Regions from separate parts of the Mus musculus genome. Here region 2 is linked to region 1. The links are chromatin loops, found by intact Hi-C in ENCODE. Cell type or tissue: left cerebral cortex. All regions are shown on one strand. Links, peaks and the distances in the headings refer to the core of each region. The heading gives the core; the rest is flanking DNA.

The links. Hi-C counts contacts between places; a loop is a spot of excess contacts. Peaks named below come from ENCODE experiments on the same cell type or tissue, not always from the same donor. Only the 100,000 strongest peaks of a DNase experiment are listed, where the experiment ranks them.
Region 2: it touches region 1 in a loop (2.1-fold over the local background); 2 of 42 quality-filtered maps call a loop at or near these places.

Annotation. Positions count from the first base shown.
Region 1 is chr12:71,574,693-71,580,608 of GRCm38, reverse strand. It overlaps 9630002D21Rik (a long non-coding RNA gene), which reads right to left and starts at 2,678. Exons shown (of 3, transcript XR_872814.1): 1 at 2,463-2,678. In left cerebral cortex, for the core only: a CTCF peak has its summit at 2,925 (motif pointing right); DNase peaks (open chromatin) are centred at 1,528, 2,543 and 2,952.
Region 2 is chr12:71,705,171-71,711,086 of GRCm38, reverse strand. The region is part of intron 2 of 9630002D21Rik (a long non-coding RNA gene); the gene reads right to left. Among named protein-coding and RNA genes, the nearest start is that of Gm46356, 78 kb to the right of the region's middle. In left cerebral cortex, for the core only: a CTCF peak has its summit at 3,140 (motif pointing right); a DNase peak (open chromatin) is centred at 3,126.

The DNA.
Region 1 (5,916 bases), core at 292-5,291:
ACCCCTGGGGACCATCTTGGCTATTGGCTACACAGATTTTAAGTAACATGATTCGTTTGCTTATTGGCTATTCTCTCTCATTTCAGTGTTAAGAGTGTCTTTTACACTCTCTTGCACTTTGACCAACTCATCACAGGATGGTATCCAAGCATCTATAGTGAGTGTACAGTCTTCTAAAGCAATCCCTGCTAAACTTTCAAACTCTGTTTTAAAATTAGCTGAACCCTTGGTCCTTTGTTCATGGCTACATCAGCCCTAAGACTGTGGACCTGTCATGTTGAAAACATTAGAAGCTTCCTTGCACACTTTTCCTGGATTAGATTTCCAAGAGAACATACTAACACGATTCTAATAGTAGAAGCCATTTGAAAGGCTAGAAAGGCAACAAAATATAACACTTCAGACTCAGGTCCTGAGCCAGAAGTAGTGGTGCACACCTCTAGTCCCAGCACTCAGAAAGCAGAGGCTGGCTTGTTTCTGTGAGTCTGAGGCCAGCCTTAGTCTATAGCATGAGTTCCAGGACAGCCAGAGCTATATGGTGAGACCCTATCTCAAAACAAAACAAAAAGACTTATGTCCTAGAGACAAAGTGTCCCATTTGCAAATCCAAGCCTGGCATTAAAGCTTTTTGTCCCTCACTGATACAGTGGGCACATGGCTGATAGCTGCCTTACCTCTGTTCTCTGACAACAGGAGCTTCTCTATGCCAAGTCCTCTCACCATCAGTACTAGGAAGTGTGTGTGTCTCCACTGAGCCCACTGGGCAACCGCGTTATCAGCTAAAGCGCCACTCCTGGACCAGTCCTTAAGCTCCTCCTCCTGTTTTAGGGAACCCTTTAAACTGTTTGCAGGTTGTGCTTAAAAGGTTTTTATTTTTCAAAGATTGTAAGCAGCAAGGGAAGGCAGCGAATTTTAAGATTAATTGCTGAATTTTAAGATTAATTTTGAGAACATGTTGCCTAAGGGGTTAGAGAAGGGGCTTGGTGGGTTGAGTGCTGGTGTAACCTGCATGAAGCTCTGGGGTCTATCCCCAGCACCACATAAACTAGGCATAATAGCACACACCGGTATGGCCAAGACTCAGAAGGCCGAGACAAGAGGCTCAGAAACTCAGGGTCATCCTTAGCTACATAAGAAGTTCCAGGCCAGCCTGTGCTATGAGTTTCTAGGTTTAGTTTTGTTGTTGTTTTGTTTGTTTGTCTGTTTGTTTGTTTGTTAAGTGTATCAGTTAGGAGAACAAGGAATTTTGAAGCTATTTGTGGACTTCAGAGATTTAGCTCCAGGTATCCCCTTGCCTGTGCCCCACTCCCCCAGAAGTCAGCAAATCTGTGACGTGAATTGAAGTTGCATTTTTTTTTTCATGTGTTTTGCGAGTTCCTACTAAGGTCCCAGGAGAGGCGGGGTGGCTGGAGTGTAATCAGAGGCATCTATTTGTCGCCAGCTGCAGTGACTCTCTGCTTAAGTCTGGAACAAGGTCATCACTCTCAGCCTGTCACGCACAAGCGCACAGCGGGCCTGGCAGAGGCTCATTAGTATGCCACACATTCCATCAGCTAAATTTGCTATTTCATTTAGAATGCCTCTGATTGCATTTTTTATATATACATTCCCGGGCTCCTCAGAGGAACGGATGCCACTATTAGTGAGCTGACAGGCAGTCGAGCATACGTTGATGTGTTTGCCATTAAACTATGGGGGAGAGTTATTAAAAACATTTGGCTATCAACTATGAATTTGGTTAGAATCATTTAAGATATAGAAGTACTTTTAAACAAAAGAATAGGAAATAAATAAATCAATCAAAGAAGATTGGTGGGAGAAGAAGATCACTTAAATAAGTTGGAATTTACTAGAAATGATTTGTTTTGCTCTATAATTATGACCATATAAAAGAAAATGAATGCAGATATTTTAAGGCTATAAAAACATTCAGTTGACATTGGGCATTGGCTCCTACTGCTGCAAAAGACACATTACACATTTTGCAAACCTGATATTTTTGTTTAAACTGAGTATGTCCCTTTAAAAGATAATTAATGTTTATGGTAACCATGCTCTTCTCTATATTTCTTCAGACGTGATGGACCAGATGACATTTGTCTTACTACCTCACAGAAGAAGCAAGTGAGGCATCCTCTCCTATGGGCTGTGAGAGAGATGTACAATTTATGCTTCTACCAAGCGAGCTACTAAAACATGGAAATTTATGATTTTTGCCCCCTAGAAAAACCTCATTAAGCTCCTTGAAGAAATGCAAACCTCGTGAGCAGTAATCAAAGCCTATGAAGCCCCCAGAGCGGTTAACAGAGCCCACTTCATCAGACAGTCCCACCGGGGACAGAGCTGCCCGGGGACACGCTTCTTACTGAATTCATTATTGAAACTCCACTGCAGAGTCACCAGGCTAAACATCCCCCCATGCTAGAATGTTCCATAAGAAGCTTTCCTGAGAACATACTGACCTTTTGTTATTGCCAAATTCCCAGGAATCATCATCACGGGCGGCATCTGGAAGTACCCCACGCCAGGCAGATCCACGGGCAGAACAGTCCAGGCATAGGCAATGGCAGCCCATCACCAAGGACAGAATTCTGTACAACATAAACCTTCCTGTGAGTCACTGTAACTTAAAACTGCGGCTCCTGTGGGCAGCATCACGCAGCACCCGTGCCTATTCTATTTCGTTTTGTTTCTTTGGTTTTATTTGTTTTGTTTTGTTTGGGGGGGGGGGTGGGTGGCAGGGTTTCTCTGTGTAGCTCTGCCTATCCTGGATTTCTCTATTTCTACTAAAAGAAATTTCGGGCTTATGAGTCTGAATGAAACTACATTTAACCCATGAGATGAGGAAGGTGCCCTTTGTGGAGAATGGGCAAGAAGTTTGTGTTTGTGTGAGTGGATACCATGAGTATGCTGGAGTTAGCAGAGACCAGAAGAGGGCGTCAGAACCCCTAGAACTGACATTACAGTTAGGAGCATCCCATGTGAGGGCTGGGTATCAAAGGTTCTGCAAGATCAAGTGTAACCTCCCCACCCTCGGCCTGAAACCTGTTAGCTCAGGTTTCACTATTAGCAGGAAGGGAGCGTGGGGTGGAGCCTGCCGCCCCGCCCCATCGTTCTGCCACTCCCACTGCTGCTACCTGCTACCTGCCGCCTAGCTGCTCCGGAGCCAAGCACGTGGTCACCTGCAACTGGACTCCAGGATTGTTTGGCAGGAATGAGCCCCTTCCCCCTTCTTCATAACCCAGTGCACTGAATAGTAAAATTGAGCTTTGATTAGAAACCGGTTGTCTTAGCTCCGTTCTTTCTCCCGTCAGTCTAGTTCCTTTTCTTTCAGCTCGAGTCTGCCATCTCAGCCATACCAGTTCCTCGCGAGCCGCTGGACGGCCCGCGACAATCAAGGAGTGCTTTTAACCACTGAACTATCTCTCCAGACACTCTCCACCTACCCGACCCCCACCCCCACCTCACCCCACCCCACCCCCATCTTAATTTCCTACCGTTGCTGTGACAAAGTACAAGTGGAATAAACCAGCACAAGGGTTGTATGTCATCATCTTGGAGATGACATGTCTTAAATCACTCTGCTGTCAGGGCCCAGCTCCCTCTGAAATCTGATGTGGTCGATCCCTCCTTTTCTAGCTTCTGCCATTTATCAGCAATCCTTGGCATGCTCCTTAGCTTGAGGCTGCACTGCCCCACCTTCTGCCTCTGTTGTCCCACAGCCCTCTGGTCTCTTGTCTTCCTTTTCTTCTGAGGCCATCAGTCATACTGATTAGCACCCAACCTAATATCCTTGTTTTAACTGGATAACATCTGCTAAGACACAATTACCAAGGAAGGTCACATTCACAGGTTGCAGGACCAGGACATCGATCTGTCTTTTGGGAGATACTGCTTAACCCAAAATAGACCACTTTAGCTGGAAGAGTCTGCAATACTACAGGCAGATGACACAAGATGCAAACCAAGAGAGACATGGCCGAGGAAGACAGAGGGAACCTTGTTAGGGAAAGAGTATAGGCCACGAGTGGATTCATCAAGCTAAGACAATAAGTAAACTGAAGTCAATGCATATCAGATACAGTCACGGAAAAGGCTCTGTTGAGTCTAAAGAAAGCAGTTTCTGTATTGTGGTGAGGGCTGTGACCACATCGAAGTAGGCAGCAGCAAGTGTAGGCTGGTTTCTCCAGACACGTAGCTGTGTAGGGATAGGATGAACAAGAGATATTAGACAGCTAAGTGGCATTTTAAGGCAGGCACTGGTGTTCAGAGTCTGAAAGCACTTAACCCTCAAAGGTGCTTCTTCACCATGAACAGCTATTGACTCAAGCAAATATCGACCACGATGAGAACGCTGAAGACAGACATCTCCAAACTGGTAGTAAGGATTGTACTGGAGTGCACACTGCCCCGACTTTTCAACAGGCATTCCCTGCCCTGCCTATCATGGGAAGGGCAAGATGAGTGTAGAGGTGATTTAAGATGGGCTTGCTGAACATGCACAGTTGTGTGTATATGTGTGTGTGTGTGTGTGTATGTGTGTGTCTGTACACATAACTGTATGCTTTTACCTGTATCTGTATATGCATACATATGTAGATATATATAATATTATGCATCACTTAATGACAAGGATATGTTCTCAGAATAAGTTGTGTGTGATAATGTGTGTGCATTAGTATGGTACATACACACGAGTATGCTCAGAGACCTAAGGGATGTGGCATATGTCCTGCTCTGTCAATTTCCACCTAGTCCCTTGAGACAGGGTCTCTTAACTAAAACTGGAGCTGGGCTGGTAGCTAGCAAGCCTGGGTGATCCTCTTCTCTGTGCCTCCCTCAGCATATTACCAACACATATGACCACATCCAAACTCTTACATGGATGCTGGGGATCTGAACCCAGGTCCTCATGCTTTGGTAGCGAGCCCTCTTACCTCTGCTCTAAGAATGATTTTCTTATCACATAAACATCGGTATGCACTAATGACATATTGCTTGATAATATTAAATAAGAGCACATTTAAACTCATAAGGACATACAGTATGGTAGATAAAGCAGGATTGTAGTTGTTCTATATCAAGTACTGTGCATTGTTCACAGTGTGCTGAACTTCTATGTAATTGCAGCACAGTAGATCACCCGGCATCACAGAAATCATGTGAATAAGTCATTGTTCTACGACACCAGGACATAATAGGAATTTTTCAGCTCTGTTATCATTGAAGAGATAACCTTCAAATGTGTGGTCTTCTGTTAGCCAAAACATCATTACATCATGCATGACTGAGTGCACACACAAAGTTTCTTCTTAATGCATTGGCCCACATGATAGCAAGGGGTTGGGAGCAAGTCCAACATACTAAGGTAACCTGGAAACTTAGGCAGAAGTTGAGTCATAGTCCTGAGGCAGGAGAATGTTTTCTTTGGGAAATCTTAGCTTTTACACTTGGGGCCTCCAGCTGATTGTATAGGGCTCCACACGTATGACTGGAGGTGATCCAGACTCAGAACCAACGGATTGGAGATGCCGTTCACATCTACGGTGTCTTCACGTCACCACTTAGATTAAGGTTTGAGTGAATACTGACTGGGAGCAATAGCACCTCCCCCCGCCCCCAAGTCAGCACGTAAAAATGACAACTATGCTACTGTCCTCCAAACAACATCAAGAGGCCACAGATTCAGAGGTGTGTCATTTTCCTGGGGCAGCTGTCACGAATGCATTACGCGTGCAAGCATGTGCTTGGGCGTTCACAAGATAGCTGTTATCCTAGGAAGTGTCACATGGGAGATGGTGTTAAACCACAAACAACACTGTGTGACACAAGTAGCACTTGCACTCTTTCCAAATGTAAAATCTGAACCATACTATACACTGCTTGTTCACGTATAAAAACTAGATTATATTTACT
Region 2 (5,916 bases), core at 634-5,633, 130 kb before region 1:
ATCCCAAGTTGATAGACAGATACTCTGGCTCTCTTTCTCATCAACAGGTTGAGTTGATGTTCTAGTTTGCTTCTCTGTTGAGATGACAAAAACTATGCCCAAAACCAAGTTAGGAGGAAAGTGTTCATTTTGGGATACAAGTAACAGCCTACCACCAAAGGAAGCCTAGGCAAAAAGTCAACTCCAGAGCCCAGAAACAGGACTGAAAAGTACTGATCACAGTGCAATGCTGTTTACTGGCTTGCTCCCCATGGCCGTTTAGGTTGCTTTTGTACACAAGCCAGGACCATCTTCCCATGTGTAGTGCTGCCCATTGTGGGCTGGGCCTCCCACATCAACTGGCAATGATGAAAACGCCCCACAGACATGCCCACAGGCCCATCAGACAGAAGGGAGCCTTCAACCAAGGTTCCCTCTTCCAAGGTGACTTTGTGTCAAGTTGATGGGAACTAACCAGCTCAGTTGAAAACTTTGTAACAGAAGAAAACAAGGAGACAAGAAATATAAGCAATGCCTCTACTATTTGTGGGTGCTTTTCTTTTTTAAACATGAGACTAGAAATAAGAGAAGAGAGAATTGTGCCTGACAACATTTGCTGGTCAAAATTCAATTTTGACTGAAAAAATCCACACATTTTTCCTCTTTTGAAACCTTAATTGTGACAACCTTAACTTAACAAAAGCCATCTTTTCACTACTGCTGTAGAAATCATGCCCTTATGATTGAGACTAGCCAGTCACAGGAGACATTTACAGGGCATTTCATCCTGAGAAACAGTGAAGTCAGCTGTCTCTTTAGCCACATCTGGGAACCACCAGGGTCTAACTGCTCTGGGTGAGGTCCATCATTAATCAGGCACTTTCCAAAAGCCAGCTATCTTCTTCTGGGCTATTTTCTTTGGCCAACCCTTTACCTGCTGTGGTTATTTGATTTAAAGAAGCTATGCTGATCTTTTAGCTCAGTGGTTCTCAACCTGAGTGTCGAGACCCCTCTAAGGGTCAAACAACCCTTTCACAAGACTCATCCAAAACATTTCCATTATGATTCACAACAGTAGCAAAATTAGTTATGAAGCAGCAACAATGACAATCTTATGGCTAAGGGTCACCACAACATGAGGAACTCTATTACAGAGCCACAGCGTTAAGAAGGGTGATAACCACTGGCTCAGAGAGGCTGCTCCCTTGAAAGATGGAAGAGAGCTGAGAAAAAAAAACTGCTTGAAACAAAAGCTAACATTTTCTTGGGCAAATGTCCTAAGAATAGTTGCGGCATTACAGGACTGTCTATCTTGGGCTTTTAAAGGGAATTGGAACCCTAAGGCCCTTCCATCTTTGGATGCCCTTATGAAAATATTTCAGTGCAGGCTGGGCAGATTGCTCCGTGGGTAGAGGTGTGAGGTCTGATTGGTTCCTCCGCATTCACAAATAATGAAGATGTCGTAATGGTTCAACCTGTAACCCCGGCGTTGGGTGAGCAGAGGAATGGATTTCCCTAGATTACTGGCCACCTAGCCTTGCTGAAACAGCTAGTCTCAAACTCAGTGAAAGACCTTGTCTCAAAATAAAGTGGGAAATGACAGAGGAAGACATCTGACACTAACCTGTGGCTCTGCATGTATATGTGTGTTCATGTGCACACATACATATATCGAATACACAAATTAAAAATACAGTTTAATGGCAAAGTATAGCTATGGTGATTGGAATATAACATGGGTATTCAGCAAATTAGTACTTTTTAGTGAAGCAAAACACCGTAGAGCTATGCTATTGGAGAGACTGTTTCAATTCTCACATATATCATTTAGTTATAAAACCTATGGGGCTGAGATACCAGCTAAAAGCTAGAAACTGTATGTCTGAGTTAGGGGTCCTATTGCTGCAACAAAACACCATAACCAAAGAGCAAGTTGGGGAGGAAAGATTTATTTGGCTTACGCTTCAACATTGCTGTTCATCACTGAAGAAGTCAGGGCAGGCACCTGGCTGTAGGAGCTGATGGAAAGATGTTGCGTAATGGCTTGCTCCCCGCGGCTCGCTCATCTGGCTTTCTTTAGAACCCAAGACCGCCAGCCCACAGATGGCACCACCCATAATAAACTAGGCTCTCCCCATCAATCACTAATTAGGAAAATGTCCTACAGACTTGTTACAGACATATTTTATGGAGGCCTTTTCTCAAATGAAGGTCCCTCCTTTCAGATAACTCTAGTCTGTGTGTTGAGTTGACATAAGATTAGCCGGCACTCTGCGATGCTGGTCTTTGTCCTTTGATATTATCAGTCTATTCCTCGTGGAGCCCTACAGTGGAAACCTTTCACAAAGGTAGGCTGTGGATAAATAGTTCTTCAGGTCTCTGCTAAGTTAGAAGATAGGGTTGGGAAGTGTCTCACTTGGCTCACTGAGACACTTAAAAAACCGACCACAGACTTAATGAAAGAGGGTATTTCCAATTCAGTGCTGCCTCTACCACCAGGTTATCTTCCAAGTACCATTACTCTCTCTCTCTCTCTCTCTCTCTCTCTCTATATATATATATATATATATATATATATATATATATATGTGTGTGTGTGTGTGTGTGTGTGTGTGTGTGTGTATGTGTATATATATATATTTCAGTGTTTATAGAGGAAAACATATGGATCTTTGGTACTAGTGGAGATTAGCAATAATGCTCAAACATCGCAAGAATGTCCATTGACGGCCCCCCCCCCATCCTTTCTGGGAACTTCTGTAATACTGAGAAATGGACCCATCTCTGAGAGCCCTGGACCTAGAAACTTAGGGTCACACAGACTTGGGTTCCACTACTACGAAACTATTAAGAAACACGAAGACACATGGTTGATTGTTCTGAGCCTTCTTCTTGGCAGGACTGGTAATAGTAACGGTCCCTCTCTCTTACACTGAGGTTTCAGTGAATGGACACAAGGCACACATTCGTGTGCTGTCTGGCATCTACTAGACACAGTCAGCATTTTCTCTAGTCTCTTGCTCCAACTCAAATTTCCAGCAACAGAGATCTAAGAAGAAATTACATATCGTTTTGATATATTTAAGCGTTTTAGTTATTTTATTTTTAATCACTCTGGCAGGCTCTGAAACGCGCCGCCGCCTTTGTGCAGTGCTCAGATGTGACCTCTAGATGGCAGTATGAACTCAGCTGATGGAGGCAGTTACTTTGAAACAACAGAGAAGGGCAAGGCTTCTTGCTTTCATGTTAAATGACACTGTAAAAGACAATGCCCATTCTTTGATTTTAAAAGATATTGGGCATATATCTATCTTTCATTCTGGAAATAAACTTAGGATGGAAAATATGAAAACACATGACTCTGGATTTCTTAGTCTGAACACATTGGCCTCTTCCACAGATAGCACAAAATGTGCTAAATTTAACAATTGCTCTTGAACTAAAAATATTACATCTGTTATTACAATTTCTAGGGTGTTGATCCTCAGAAATCATTCAGGATCATGAGACCCCCATGTCTGCTGTTCCGTCCACACCATACCTGTGTGGTGTTAATTTAGATTCGGCTCCATTAGACATGCACCCATGTCTGTCAAAACTATGAAGAGTGAATTATTTTAAAAGGTGGTATAGGTGTTTCTATAGAAACAGCATGGAGAATTTTGCTATTGGAGGTATTGGTATTCATTCGATAAATATTTAGTCAGCACCTAGTATTCAATAAGCAAAATAGTGTGCTGGATGATAATAAGAGCTACAGATAAAAAGGATGAGGAAGAGAAGAAAAGGGAGACATTAAAATACAAATTTAAGATGTCAGAAGAGATACTGAGTAAAGATGGGAAATGGAGCGTGTATGGAGGAACAGTGGTGTGTGCTAGCCTACAGCACTCTAGGCAGAAGGACCCACGGGGGCAAATGTGCAGGAGCATCAAGAAAGCTAGTTATTGGACAAACCATTCTCTCCCAGCCTGTGAGGGTCTTTTTCATCTCTTAATGGCATCTTTTAAGATTTGAAAGAAAACTTTAATTTCTAATGAAGTACAGAGTATCCTTTTTTCATGAGTTACTCTTGGGTGGTGGGGGACATGTGAGGATCATGTCTGAGTGTGAGAAACATGGAACATTGCACGCATTGACACATCGTTGCTGTCTAGGGGCAGTGCTAATGTCCCTACAGTTCCAGTGTTAGCCTAGTGTCTCTGCTGGGGCAGTGAGTACTTCAGCTACCTCCTGGAAGTGTTACAGTGTTGCGTTTTCCTTCTGGGTCTGGTACCCATGGAAGTGTTACTGTGTTGCGTTTTCCATCTGGGTGTAGTACCCATTTTGAATTACTTTCTTGATCTCTGTGTAGGCTCTTCATTGTTGTTGTTGTTGTTGTTGATGATGATGTTTGATTTGGGTATCCAGTGGTGCCATATCCAGCTTGTTAAAAAACATTCTGTGTTCCCCTTTCATTGGACTGCCCTTGCTATCACTATGAGGGTCTGTTTCTGAGTACTCCATTCTTCCCCTTGATCTATCTATTCTTTTTTCAGCTGTGTTGGTCACAAGAGCTTTATGGTAAGTCTTGGAATGTCAGGTACTATTAGTAGTAGTATTAGTAGCACGATGATGATGATGATTGATAGTTTTTCTGGCCCTTTTTCCCATAAGGACTATAGAATAAACCTGTCAATGTCTGCAAAATAGCTTAGTGGGATTTTTTGACTAGGATTGCACTGACTCTATATGTCTTTTTATGGTCCCAGAGTTAAGATTATTTTTAACTTTACAATGGTGCAAACACGATACACATTCAGTGAAACAATATACATCGACTCTGATTCTTTCCTTGGCTAGAAGTAGGAGTTACAGTTCTTGTTCATGAACCTGAAAGGCAGCAGTCACAACCCCCAGCTAGCCATGTGATCATCAGGGTAAACAGCCTACACTTTACCATGTATGTACTATATGTATGTATGCAAACTATGATGTTTGGTTAAGTGTCTTAGATTGCTAAATGCATTTCAATTTATGATCAATTTAATTCATGAATCAAGGAACATCTGTAGTTGAAAGAATCCCCCATTCTGTTCCCTGTGCTGAAGACCACACCCAGACTCTTATATAGCTTAAGCAAGCAAGCTCTCTATCTACCTCTGAGCTACATACATCCCGGCCCTTGGCTGTCTTTAGACAGTCTCACTATACACCTGAGGCTGGGCTTGAACCCATGATCCTCCTGCAAGATGTATTTATAGGTGTTAACTACCATTTCTGGCATAAGAATGACAACTTATCGATATTAACTCTTCATACCACCCATACACAGATGTCTTGCACCAGAGTCTCTTTCTCCTCATAGAGACCTTGTACTAATTGTATTAGAGTTAACAACTCAGCATCTCAGTTACGTATGCCCGCATATCCTATTATATAATACAATCAATGTTATATTGAAATTCAGTTTCTGCTTTGGGTAAAAGATTTTCTACCACCAAGGTTTTCTTTCTCCTCTCTCAAACGCTAATGGAGAGTAGAGGATTTCCTTGTGTGAGGCTCCACATGTGTTAACCATGAGCCACTTGCCATGACTCACTGATAGGGAGCATAGATGGCAGAAGGATTGTTAATAAGCCACAGGCACAGTTAAAGCAAACAAAACGATGCTCAACGGTTCCCTAAGGTTGGGCATGGTGGCACACACCTTTAATCCCATCACTCGGGAGGCAGAGGCAGGCAGATTTCTGAGTTAGAGGCCAGCCTGGTCTACAAAGTGAGTTCCAGGACAGCCAGGGCTATTCAGAGAAACCCTGTCTGAAAAAAACCAAACAAAACAAAACAAAACAAAACAAAACCCAAAAAACAAAATAACCCAAAAAACCAAAAAACCAAAAAAGACGCAGCTTAAAGATGAGTGAGGCTGAAGAGGACACAGCATCCCAACCATTCATA